Regions from separate parts of the Homo sapiens genome. Here region 1 is linked to region 2. A link is a loop called in an ENCODE intact Hi-C map of the cell type or tissue named here. Cell type or tissue: mammary epithelial cell. All regions are shown on one strand. Each heading gives the region's core, and the rest is flanking DNA. Links, peaks and the distances in the headings are about the cores only. Region 1 overlaps LINC00370 (long intergenic non-protein coding RNA 370). Region 2 overlaps MYO16 (myosin XVI).

Region 1 (6,626 bases), core at 1,016-5,015, 140 kb after region 2:
CCACAAGAATAGCATGGGAAAGACCTGCCCCCATGATTCAATTGCCTCCCACCAGGTCCCTGTCACAACACAAGGGAATTGAAGATGAGATTTGGGTGGGGACATGCCCAAACCCTATCACCTACACAAATGCACAGCCCCCGCCCCACAACCCTACACACACACAACCCTACAGGCACACCCCTACACACAAACACATTCACACAAAGTTATACCTGAGAACATGAGCACCCCTGCCCCTGAAAACCCAACATTCTGTGCTGGGGCAGTGCTGCCTGTGACCTTCCACATCCATTCTCATGACAAAGGCTGCACAGACAAAATTCAACTCTTGCCCACATCTCTTTCCCTAATGCCCTCTAAACAAGAAGAGATCATGTCCAGATGAAGAAAAAATTTGTGTTGTGTCCCTGTCATGTCAGACACGGGTCTTGCTTAGATGTGCAGCATGATTTAAGTGGCCCTTGAATGAGAGAAATGACAAATTAGCCAGCCACACCTGGCTGCTGCAAGGTTGCTGCAGACCTGCATAGTGGAGTCTTCTTCTCCAAGAGTGCTGACTTTCTTCCTGCTGCTCCATTTTGTGGGTCTAAAGGACCTCAAACCCTTGCCCAGTCTTCCCAGCAGCTGCAGAGGACAGCTGCAGAGGAAAAATAGTTTGCAATACTAAAAAAATTCATGTTACTATTCAATTTATATGCTATGCATTTTTAATTTTTAGTCATCTAAATATTGCTGTCCATGAAGAGAACACTGTATTAGTTTGTTCTCATGCTGTTAATAAAGACACACCCAAGACTGGGTAATTTATAAAGGAAAGAGGTTTAATGGACTCACAATTCCACATGGCTGGGGAGGACTCACAATCATGGTGGAAGGCAAAGGAGGAGCAAAGGCATGTCTTACATGGCAGCAGGCAAGATAGCTTGTGTAGGGGAACTCCTACTTAAAAAACCATCAGATCTCGTGAGACTTATTCACTAACACGAGAACAGCATGGGAAAGACCTGTCCCCTTGATTCAATTACCTCCCACTGGGTCCTTCCCACAACACATAGGAATTATGAGAGCTACAATTCAAGATGACATTTTGACGGCGGGGGACACAGCCAAAGCATATCAAACAACCAGACGCTCACAGTGCTAAAGAAATTACTTTGTCTTCAGTAGCTTGCTGACATCATTAATATTATAGATTTGCATATGCTGTTTACTTTGTAATTATGAAAATATATTTGTGAGGGAATGGGATATAGAATATTTTTTACTCAATGAAATTTTGGTACATAACCTGAAATTATTAAATGTACAATATGTGGGCCCTCACTGCTACTTTTGCCCTGTATCTGCAAGGCCCATCTGTGATGATGGTGACTTTTATAAGCAGAGCATTCCCACTTCTCTGTTTGCAGTGTTTGCTGCTAGAACCTTTCAACTTGCTCTTACATTAAGATAGTTGTTGATATGTCTTTATTTCCCCCTAAGATTATTTTCTTTATAATTGAAAGAAGAGCTCTCAAACATAGCCCTCATAGAGCTAAACAGAGCAGATGACCATTAGACCAGATGCAGCTGTCATATGTATGAAGTCTGGCCCTTTTTTTATGGAGGGAAAAACAAGTCGAAGTTACTGATATTTACAAATTGGAAAAGTTCACAACAACACTAGAACATTAGATGATCTGAAAACCCTGGCATTTCTTCAGAGCAATGATAGGCAAAGCTGAGTCTCAACTGACTCTGTCTGAAGAAGGGGCCTGCCATTTGTCACAGACTCCACTGCTTCCTTTTTCCAGACACTAAGACCATTGCTGTTTCTCACCATTCTTTCATTGCTGTTCATCAAACAACAGGTTCAATCTTTCATTTCTATTCTCTACCCTGGCAAGAACGTTGGAGCTTACCATCATAAGTGACAGGAATGAACATTGGAGCTTACCATCATAAGTGACGGGAATAGCATTATCTCCAAACCTGAGATCCTTCCAATGGGAATTCTACAACTCCTGGGAGTTTATGATTCACACATGTAGACAATGTCTGTACCTATACTCAGAGATGTAGACTGGCCTCAATAGAGTTCATTGAGCTAAAACAATACTAGGTAAACAATGGAATTTATTTTCAAGACTGAACTCAGTTCTCATCAGTTCAAGGTTAACCTCAACAAAATGAATCCAGTAATGGAAAGAAAATGAAAAAAAGAACAAACAAAACGAAATGACTGCACTACGTATTTAGGCCCAGCTGACAGAATCTCAACACTGAATGATACTGATAAATAGGTTTCCTTGTGTATCCAGTGTGAAGTCTTGGTTGTTATTCGTTTTCCAACGAACATTAAAGTCATCTTTGGATTCTCTGCATTTCTAAAGTCTGGAAATGTTTTATTCCACCCAGTGGCAAAACACATCTCAGCTATTGAGTGTTTGCATCTGAGATCTGGAATAAGCAGAACTGTGGTTTGTGTTCTTGCATCTGGGAAATGAATCAGAGCTCCTATTAGACATGATTGCCCTTATTAGTGGATGTGACTTTTCAACCAGGCCTTTGGGGGTTTTATGACTAACAGGATTGCATGGAAATTGCTCAGGAAAACAGAAGATCTTACTCTAGCAATCTGAATGAAAAAGAAATAATGCAAAATAATACTGACATTTTGATGACAAAAAGGAGAGAAAGTTTAGGCTGAGGTTGCCATGTGAGGTTATTGGATGTGATTTTGCAAAGGATGCGACCAGCTTTATGTTGAATAAACCCTGGAAGTTTAACAGTTACTGATCTTTGGCAAGGCTCAGCAAACTGCAGTCGGTGTTTCTAGCCATTGTTTTTGCTGAAATGCAGTTATCCTCATTCATTTACCTATTGTTTATAACTGCTTTCACACCACAATGGCAGAATTGAGTAGTTGCCACAGAAACCGGCTTAACATATTTACTACAGAGCCCTTGACAGAAACATTTTGTCAATCCCTGCCCTAGACAGAAGTTTCTGCCTAGATTCCAAATGATTATTTAAAATTTGACTTTGCAGCAGTGTCCCCAAGAACATGTGTGTTCTCTAGAGGTAGATGGACCTGGATATAAAACCTGGTCTGTGTGTTCAATGAATGAATATTATGGAAATGTCCACTCTGTGCTAGGTACCAGTCTAGGTGATGAGGATCAAAGAGTGCACAAGGCAGGACCCTCCACTCTCAGAGACCTTACATTCCAACAGTCCTATCAACTAATATTAGAAACTACAGGAAAGGTATTTCTCAGAAAACCTATTTCCTCAGTAGTAGGGTGTACTAGTACGTTATTTATAGAGTTACAATGGCAATTACAAGGTAAAATATGTAAAATTGCCAATACAATGTCTGGCATGAAGAAATAGTGCAATAAATATTATTTTACTCTCAATAAATGGGTGAAAAAGTACTTTATTTTGTTATTTCAGGGTCAATTCAGCTAATAAGTAATTTAAGTTAGGGTCATATTGTGCTCAAGCTGATTATGTTGATTTGATGAATCCTTGGAAGTGAGGTGGGTGAGGTGGGGTTGGGCCCACCATGACACTTGACGTGTAGCTGATGAAATTGAACTTCACAGATGAGGGCCGGGGAGTACTTTGAGAACGACTGTTAGGATGGGTGGATGATAATCAGATCCATGTTTTAGAAAGATAGTTATGGCACATGTTTGGATAATAGGTTGATTTGATAGTTCTGATTTTGCAAAAGATAAATAACTTAGACCTATGCTGTCAATACAATAGTCACTAGTCAATGAGGCTACTGAAATTCAAATAAACTAAAATTTAAAAAGATAAAAAAGGGTCCTCCAGCAGAATAGCCACATTTCAAGTGCTGAACAGCCAGCTGGGGCTAGTTGCAACTACAGATATTGGATATTCCCATTATCACAGGCAAGTCTACCCAGTAATGCTCAGTACACTTTGGAAAACATATAAGTTAATGCTTTTCAAACAAATGATATACTGTAATTGTTTGGAGTTGATAAATCTGGCTTAATGGCTCTAGAAATTTGATGATTTTTTGGTAGGTAATGAGGGAGGTTGTTGAATGAGAATAAAGGAAATTCCTCTTCTCATTGGGACCTATGATTTGGGCCCAGACCGTACAATATAGAGCAGCATCGAGTGATTCCAACAATGAGAGTGTGTTTTGCCCTGAACTTGTGAATTCAGACCAGGAGCAAGTGCTAAATCCAGTGCCATTGTGATTGACACTAGCTCCAGCCTCTAAAGGCAGTTCTGTGAACTCAGCATCTTCTACGACAGCCAATATCCAAGACAACACTTGTGGAGACTTTTGGCCTTAATTGGACACATCTGAGTTGGAAATGTATTACTGCAATCAATATTGGCAATAAGGATGCACATTGGTCACCAAAATTAGTAGTATACCCTTTATGTGGTCCAGCGGGACAACACTGGTTCCCAGCCCATGCAGCCACACACAGCAGACCAGCAATCTCAGAGAGTCACCAGCTGTTGAGGCAGCAGCTACTGACAAGAGGAAAGCCTGGAAGGGAAGAACATGCAGAATGCTTTCTGGATGACAACAACTTCTCAAAAACTTGCAAAAGTACCTGGGAAACAGTTTGAGGCAAGCTAATATCTATCAAGTGAATAGCTTATATTGCATACTACAAAAACTTGGATGTAACTGCCAGATGCTGTGACCACATGCAGTCCCAGCTACTTGGGAGGCTGAGGTAGGGGATCACCTGAGCCCAGGAGTGAGCAGTGAGCAATAAGCTGTAATCACACCAGACTGGGAAGGTGATAGAGTGAGACCTCAACTCTTAAAATTAAAAAAAAAAAAAAAAAAGCCGGGTGCGGTGGCTCACGCCTGTAATCCCAGCACTTTGGGAGGCCGAGGTGGGCAGATCACGAGGTCAGGAGATCGAGACCATCCTGGCTAACACAGTGAAACCCCATCTCTACTAAAAATACAAAAATTAGCCAGGCATGGTGGCAGGCGCCTGTAGTCCCAGCTACTCGGGAGGCTGAGGCAGGAGAATGGCGTGAACCCGGGGAGGCGGAGCTTGCAGTGAGCCGAGATTGCGCCACTGCACTCCAGCCTGGGCGGCAGAGCGAGACATAAAAAAAAAATAAAGAAAAAAACTTGGATAGAAAAGAATATATACTCTCATTTTAAAGTCAAAGCCTGGTGAGGTCTGATATATGGGAATAATCTTTTCTCATAACCAAAAAGACAGTCATTTGAAGGCCTTTTTGCATTATTGAAATTAAGAATTTGTAATTTTCTTTTGGAATATAGTAAAGTTTCTTAATTGAAATGAATGAACCCTGGCAGACTAGTCTAACAAACACTATAGTCATCAGTAGGCTTACTTTTTCCTTTCTTTTTTTTCTTTTCTTTTTTTTTTCTTTTTTCTTTTCTTTTCTTTCTCTCCCTTCCTTCCTTCCTTTCTTTTTTTCTTTCGTTCTTTTTCTTTCTTTTCTTTGTTCTTTCTTTCCTGCTTTTTTCTTTCCTTCTGTCTTGCTTTTTCTTCTTCCTTTTTTCTTTCTTGATTCCCTCCTTCCTTCTTTATTTTTGATTTCTTGAATCAGAAAAAGAAAATGGGTTACTTCTTCATTTCTCTGATAGACAGTTGTAGATTTACAAAGTTTTATTTATTTAGTGGGATCTTCTGAATATGTTGTAGGGCTTAATGCTGGACAGAATGAAAGTCGTCCTCTCCTTACATATGTGAGAATGTGCATGTGATCCGCATGTAGGTAGTTTTTCAAAGGCCCCTGGATGATTTGAATGTGCAGCCAGGATTGAGAGTCACTGTGGAATAGGATAGAGATCCACTAGAGAACTGTGGGCAAGATCATGATGCCTTTTGAGGTGTACTTTTGAAAGTTTATTCTCATGGTAGTGCAGACGAAGGAACAGGAGCAGGTGAATTCTGGTGGCTTGTCTATAGTTATTGTCAAGAAACTGAACTAAAGTCATGAGATAATTTAAATAAATCTGGACAGAAGAAGCTATAATTTGGAAAAGAAGTGAGCTCCACCTTGTTTTAAAAGCTGAGCCTTGACCATCTCAGCTCAGGTGAGAGAGACGTGATTCTTGTAGGATCTCTGGCCCCCCGCCTCTGGGGAGCTGGATTGATGGTGAGCTGGTGGCTAGCTCCAGGGAACTGGCAGTGAGTTGTGCAGGTGTTAACATGCTGGTAACAGGCCACGAGGATCACCACAACCCTGCGTTCTCCCCTCTTTTGAAGGTGACATATGTACTTGCCTCTAATAGAGAATGAGAGATTCCTCCAGAGAATATGGGTCATTGGCAACTGGGCTTTGCCTTAGTAAGTGCATGTGCACACATAGGGTAAAAAAGCTCCAAAATCTGTGTTAAGAATGCAACTGTGCACTGGAAATCAGACTCTGGGTTCCAGCAGCAGCTGTCTTGGGACTGCAGGCTCCTGCTGAGCAGCCCCTCTCCTGTGTGACTGGGATTGGTATCATGTGCCTCCCCCAGGAGAGCTCCTGGCATCTGTTCAGAACCTGCTCTGGGAGCCATGAAAGGCTTGCTTGCGATCTGAGCCTCCTATTAGGAGATGACAATACTCGTGGTGCTAGACTCGGAAATCACCATATGTGCCACC
Region 2 (4,000 bases), core at 1-4,000:
TGATTTTTTCCCCTTTATGGCAGGGACAGAATAAATGGGCAAAAAAGGATTCAGTTAGTTAAATTTAAAAGGAAATTGGCACAACTTAATTTTCTGTGCATTTTTGGGTACTGAAAACCTTATTTATACTGACAGTCATTTTTTAGCTTTACTATCAATGCATTCTTCCCTTGCTCAGCACATATGTTGTTGAAGACATCGCTCTGTTTCCTACTTCAGTTGGTGTTTTCTAGCACAAACCATCTCCTTCGACTTGGCGGGGGGGTGGGTGACAAGAGTTAGGAGTGAAGGAGGAGCAGACATTTCCATTCCTCCCCGCTTAACCTGGAGGATAAGTATCTGCGGCACTCGCTACCAGAGAAGAATGCTTAAAACATAAGTTCAAGAGGAATTTCGATCTACTCCAGGGTGGTGATTTCATAAGGGGTTATTAACAAGTAGGAAGGAATGTCGGGAGCCCAGCCCGAGACATTTAAAGTCAGTAGAGGGCCGGGCAAATCCAGTTTCTCAGCACACGCAACCTTTCCAAGGTCTGCAGTGATGTATTTTTCTGTTTCTTAAGTAATCAATGCTTATAGAAATATGACCTGTCCACATAGTGTGGGTAACAGCTGTGTCACAAGAGTAACTGCCTGGGAACCCAGTTCTCTTCCCAGATCTCCATCACCACTAGACTCAGACGCCCTCTCTTGATATATTTCTGCAAGCATTCACAAAGGGATGATAAAATCTGTTGCACGTTTTCAAAAGGCAATTAGAATTGTGCTGTTCAAAACATGCATAATTGCAGTGTGTCACCTCCATGAGTTTAACACATTTCCCCTGTAGCAGTCTCCACTCTCCTCACATCCACCCATCTCCACTGAACTCTCTCTTCTTGAGTTTCAGATTAGCCTCTGTGGTTCTTTACATCTGAAATTCGTCTTTCTGAGAGGCAATAACACAAATATTTGGATTATGCTATCATGGAAAGGAAAGAAAATTCTATCATGTAAAAGAAAAAACATATTATGTAAAAGAAAACAAATCACTTCCTAGAAGCTTATAAAGTAGGATGCAGGTCGACTTGAGAGGGGTGTCAAAGCCCTGTTTGCATTTCTTCCTCATGTGCAGTAATACAGGGTTTCAGAGAAATCTATATTTTAGAGATTTAAAAGGAGTTGCCCTGTGTAACACAAACTAGATTTGGTTTAACACAAGCTAGACGCCAATTTCAGGTCGAAGTGCTTGTATCCAAATTTAATTACGCACCATCTATGTGTATCTGCAAGCGCTGTCGAGCTGCGACTTCTAAATTTTACAAACGAGAACTTGAGAAGTGGTGGGAGCCTGCCAGGCACCTCTCTCTGCATTTGTACTTTTCCTTAATGCCAAGTAGGAAAAAACAAGCACATTCCCTTCATGCAATAGCCTTTCTGAAGAGGAATTTTCCTATAGAGTTTCAGAATGAGTTATAGCCAGTATGAGTAATGAGTTTAAAATGTATTTTCACATTTTTTATGCCTTACATAGCACTCTCAGTATTAAGTCAGCCAAACAGCTATAGTTTGTTTTTCTCCTGCGTTACTGAAACCCGGATCCCATCTCATAGGATTCTAAAATACACTCTAATCTGATCTCTAGCGCAGGTACCTAAGAGAAAAGTGGTGTTTTCAGCATCTTGTTGGGGAAACATTCCATGGCTCCTTTCTCTCCCCTGCTTCCTGGCCTTTCCCCAGCACTGACGCTGTCAGCCGCCCTGCGTGCCACACAGTCCTGCCCTCTGCCAAGGCTCCTGGCCTGCAGCCCCTCCTGCAAGCCCACATCTGCCCTCCTGCACGCCCACATCTGCCCTCCTGCACGGCAGTCACCTGGGCGTCCCCTCCTGCTACCTCCTCACACTCGAGAGTGTCTCTTCCTTGAAAATTTCTCCTTCCTGAGAGATTTTTAAGTCTCTCCTAGCTGTTTCCTTTCCAGTCCTAATAAATTCTCTTCTTCAAAAAATTGCCACTCAATTTAATCCTCAGGCCTGCGGCTGTCACTTCAAAGTCAACAAGTACAACCCCAGATGCACCCTGCTCTTCAGGTGGGAGCTGCTGCTCTGAACCACGCCCCAGCTGTGGTCCCCATCAGGTCCCAGTTCTCCCGCTCAGTGGGATTGAACTCAGCTTCCTCCTGCCTTTCCACTCCTCCTTCTGCTTCCCCAGCCTCTCCCCTGACTCTCTTTCTACTTCTAATCTCTCCTCAAGGTCCATTCAGCTGTATACTTTCTTTGCTAGATTAGTATTTACAAAAAAAAAAAAAAAAAAAAAAAAAAACCTTATTCTTCACAGCATGCCCTTGCTCAAAATACTTGCTGGAACCCAGTCCTGTGATGCTCATAGACTCCAAAGCTCTCTGCTCCCACTTCCCGGTGCGGAGGTGTGGGCAGAGCCAGCCTCCCCTCCCTCACGAGTGCAGTCAGCTCTGCCTCTGCGGCATTCCCTTCCTTTTCCCTCCCCCTCTCCACATTCCGTCCTCAACTCAAAATCCACTGCTTCTTCCTCCTGCCTACACAACAAAGGCTCACCTGGCTGCTCCAGCCCACTCTGACCTCTCCTAAGAATTCCTAGAGCATTTTGCAGAGCTCCCATCCCAGCCCCCTGGCCCTTTGCAACCTTAACACATGCCTTGAAGGCACCTTGAAGACAGTCCCCCTTAGAGCTGAGTCACCACAGAGAAGCCTGGGGAAAAGCACCCCTTAGAATGCACCCTGGATGTCCCTGTCACATGGGTTGGCATTATAAGTGTCAAAGGCTTTAACAAGTGAATAAAACCGTCAAAATTAGCTCAGCTGAGCAGGATGCGAGTCCCACAGTGATGCGTCAGATTCTTCATTCTTCTATACCCCTCAGGATAGATGTAGTCCCTTTTCTTCTTGCACTTACCCGGTCGTCATAAATTCTTGTCATCTGCCGTGCTCCATAACCCCTCTAAAATGTGAGCACTCAATGGATTGTTTCTTTCGGACGAATATTTCTTTAAGTTCTAAAGTAAATCTTAGCACCAGGTTTGGACCTTGTAGGACGTGAATACCTGTTGAATCAGTGGAGAGCTCCCTAGCTTGGGGGAGGAATATAGTTTGCTCATGGTCCACCCCTCTTCCTTTCTTCTTCATTCAGCTCTCATGTTCCCCAGAGTGGCCACTGCGCTCCAGGGCATCTCTTTGCCTTCCCAGGGCTGAACCACGTGCTGTCCGTTCTGCCAGGTTTCTTGTCACTCTTGGTTTGGAGCAAGGACTCATCTTAACTCCCATTATGCTCCCTGTCTTTCTCCAGCTCTCCCAGAATTATTCAAGGACATTTCTCTCTCCCCACTAAGAAACGTCTCTCCACTCTTGCAGAGTTTTTGCATTCTTCCTTAAGAGAAGTTCCTCTTCTCGCCTTCCATCCTACCTCCCCCTCCCTCCACAAAATCCTTCCTGTGTCTCCTCTCCCAGACACATCCCTGATGTTAACTTATTCATACCTCTCCTGTCATGGCAAACTTATAAAACAGTCTTGTTACTGTCTGAGGAGTTGGACTTTTCCCATAAAACATTTCCAAGGTGAGCCGGAGGTGACGTTGCCTTTGTAGTCTCATCCAGTGACCTCACACCTATTTCTCCTCCCGCCTGTGAATTACTCAAAGGTAAAGATTTCATCATGTAGATTATGGCTAGAGGCTCTATGCCTGAGACCCATTTTGGTTTTTGTCCAGAGATTGAAGCATATGCAATTGGGGAAAGGTGAGCTTTTTTAAAAAAATAATAATAAAGATGAAAAATGAACATTTAGAGAGTTAAGTGGACATTTATTCAAAATGAGAAAATAAATCAAAGTATACGTTTACAAAGTATTACAAATGTTAACTGTTTGTACATTGCTTGAGTCCCTCCCTCGGCCTTGGAAGAGGCCTGGGGAAGATAGGGGTGCATGGAAGCCCCTTCACGTAACTACGGGTCAACCCACTGTGCCCACTCCAGTCACCAGGATTCCAGAGT

What was found. A loop is a pair of places that touch in the nucleus more often than their neighbours do. Peaks named below come from ENCODE experiments on the same cell type or tissue, not always from the same donor. Only the 100,000 strongest peaks of a DNase experiment are listed, where the experiment ranks them.
Region 1: it touches region 2 in a loop (13-fold over the local background); 4 of 110 quality-filtered maps call a loop at or near these places.

The regions. Positions count from the first base shown.
Region 1 is chr13:109,295,325-109,301,950 of GRCh38, forward strand. LINC00370 (long intergenic non-protein coding RNA 370) reads left to right here. Exons shown (of 3, transcript NR_170230.1): 3 at 1,854-2,363. Among named protein-coding and RNA genes, the nearest start is that of LINC00370, 17 kb to the left of the region's middle. In mammary epithelial cell, for the core only: no CTCF peak of the experiment used is centred there; a DNase peak (open chromatin) is centred at 2,517.
Region 2 is chr13:109,154,973-109,158,972 of GRCh38, forward strand. The region is part of intron 32 of MYO16 (myosin XVI); the gene reads left to right. The region is part of intron 1 of LOC105370356 (a long non-coding RNA gene); the gene reads right to left. Among named protein-coding and RNA genes, the nearest start is that of MYO16-AS1, 10 kb to the right of the region's middle. RefSeq lists enhancers at 679-1,878, 1,286-1,836, 1,837-2,386. In mammary epithelial cell, for the core only: no CTCF peak of the experiment used is centred there; a DNase peak (open chromatin) is centred at 1,559; H3K4me3 peaks cover 358 bases; H3K27ac peaks cover 3,028 bases.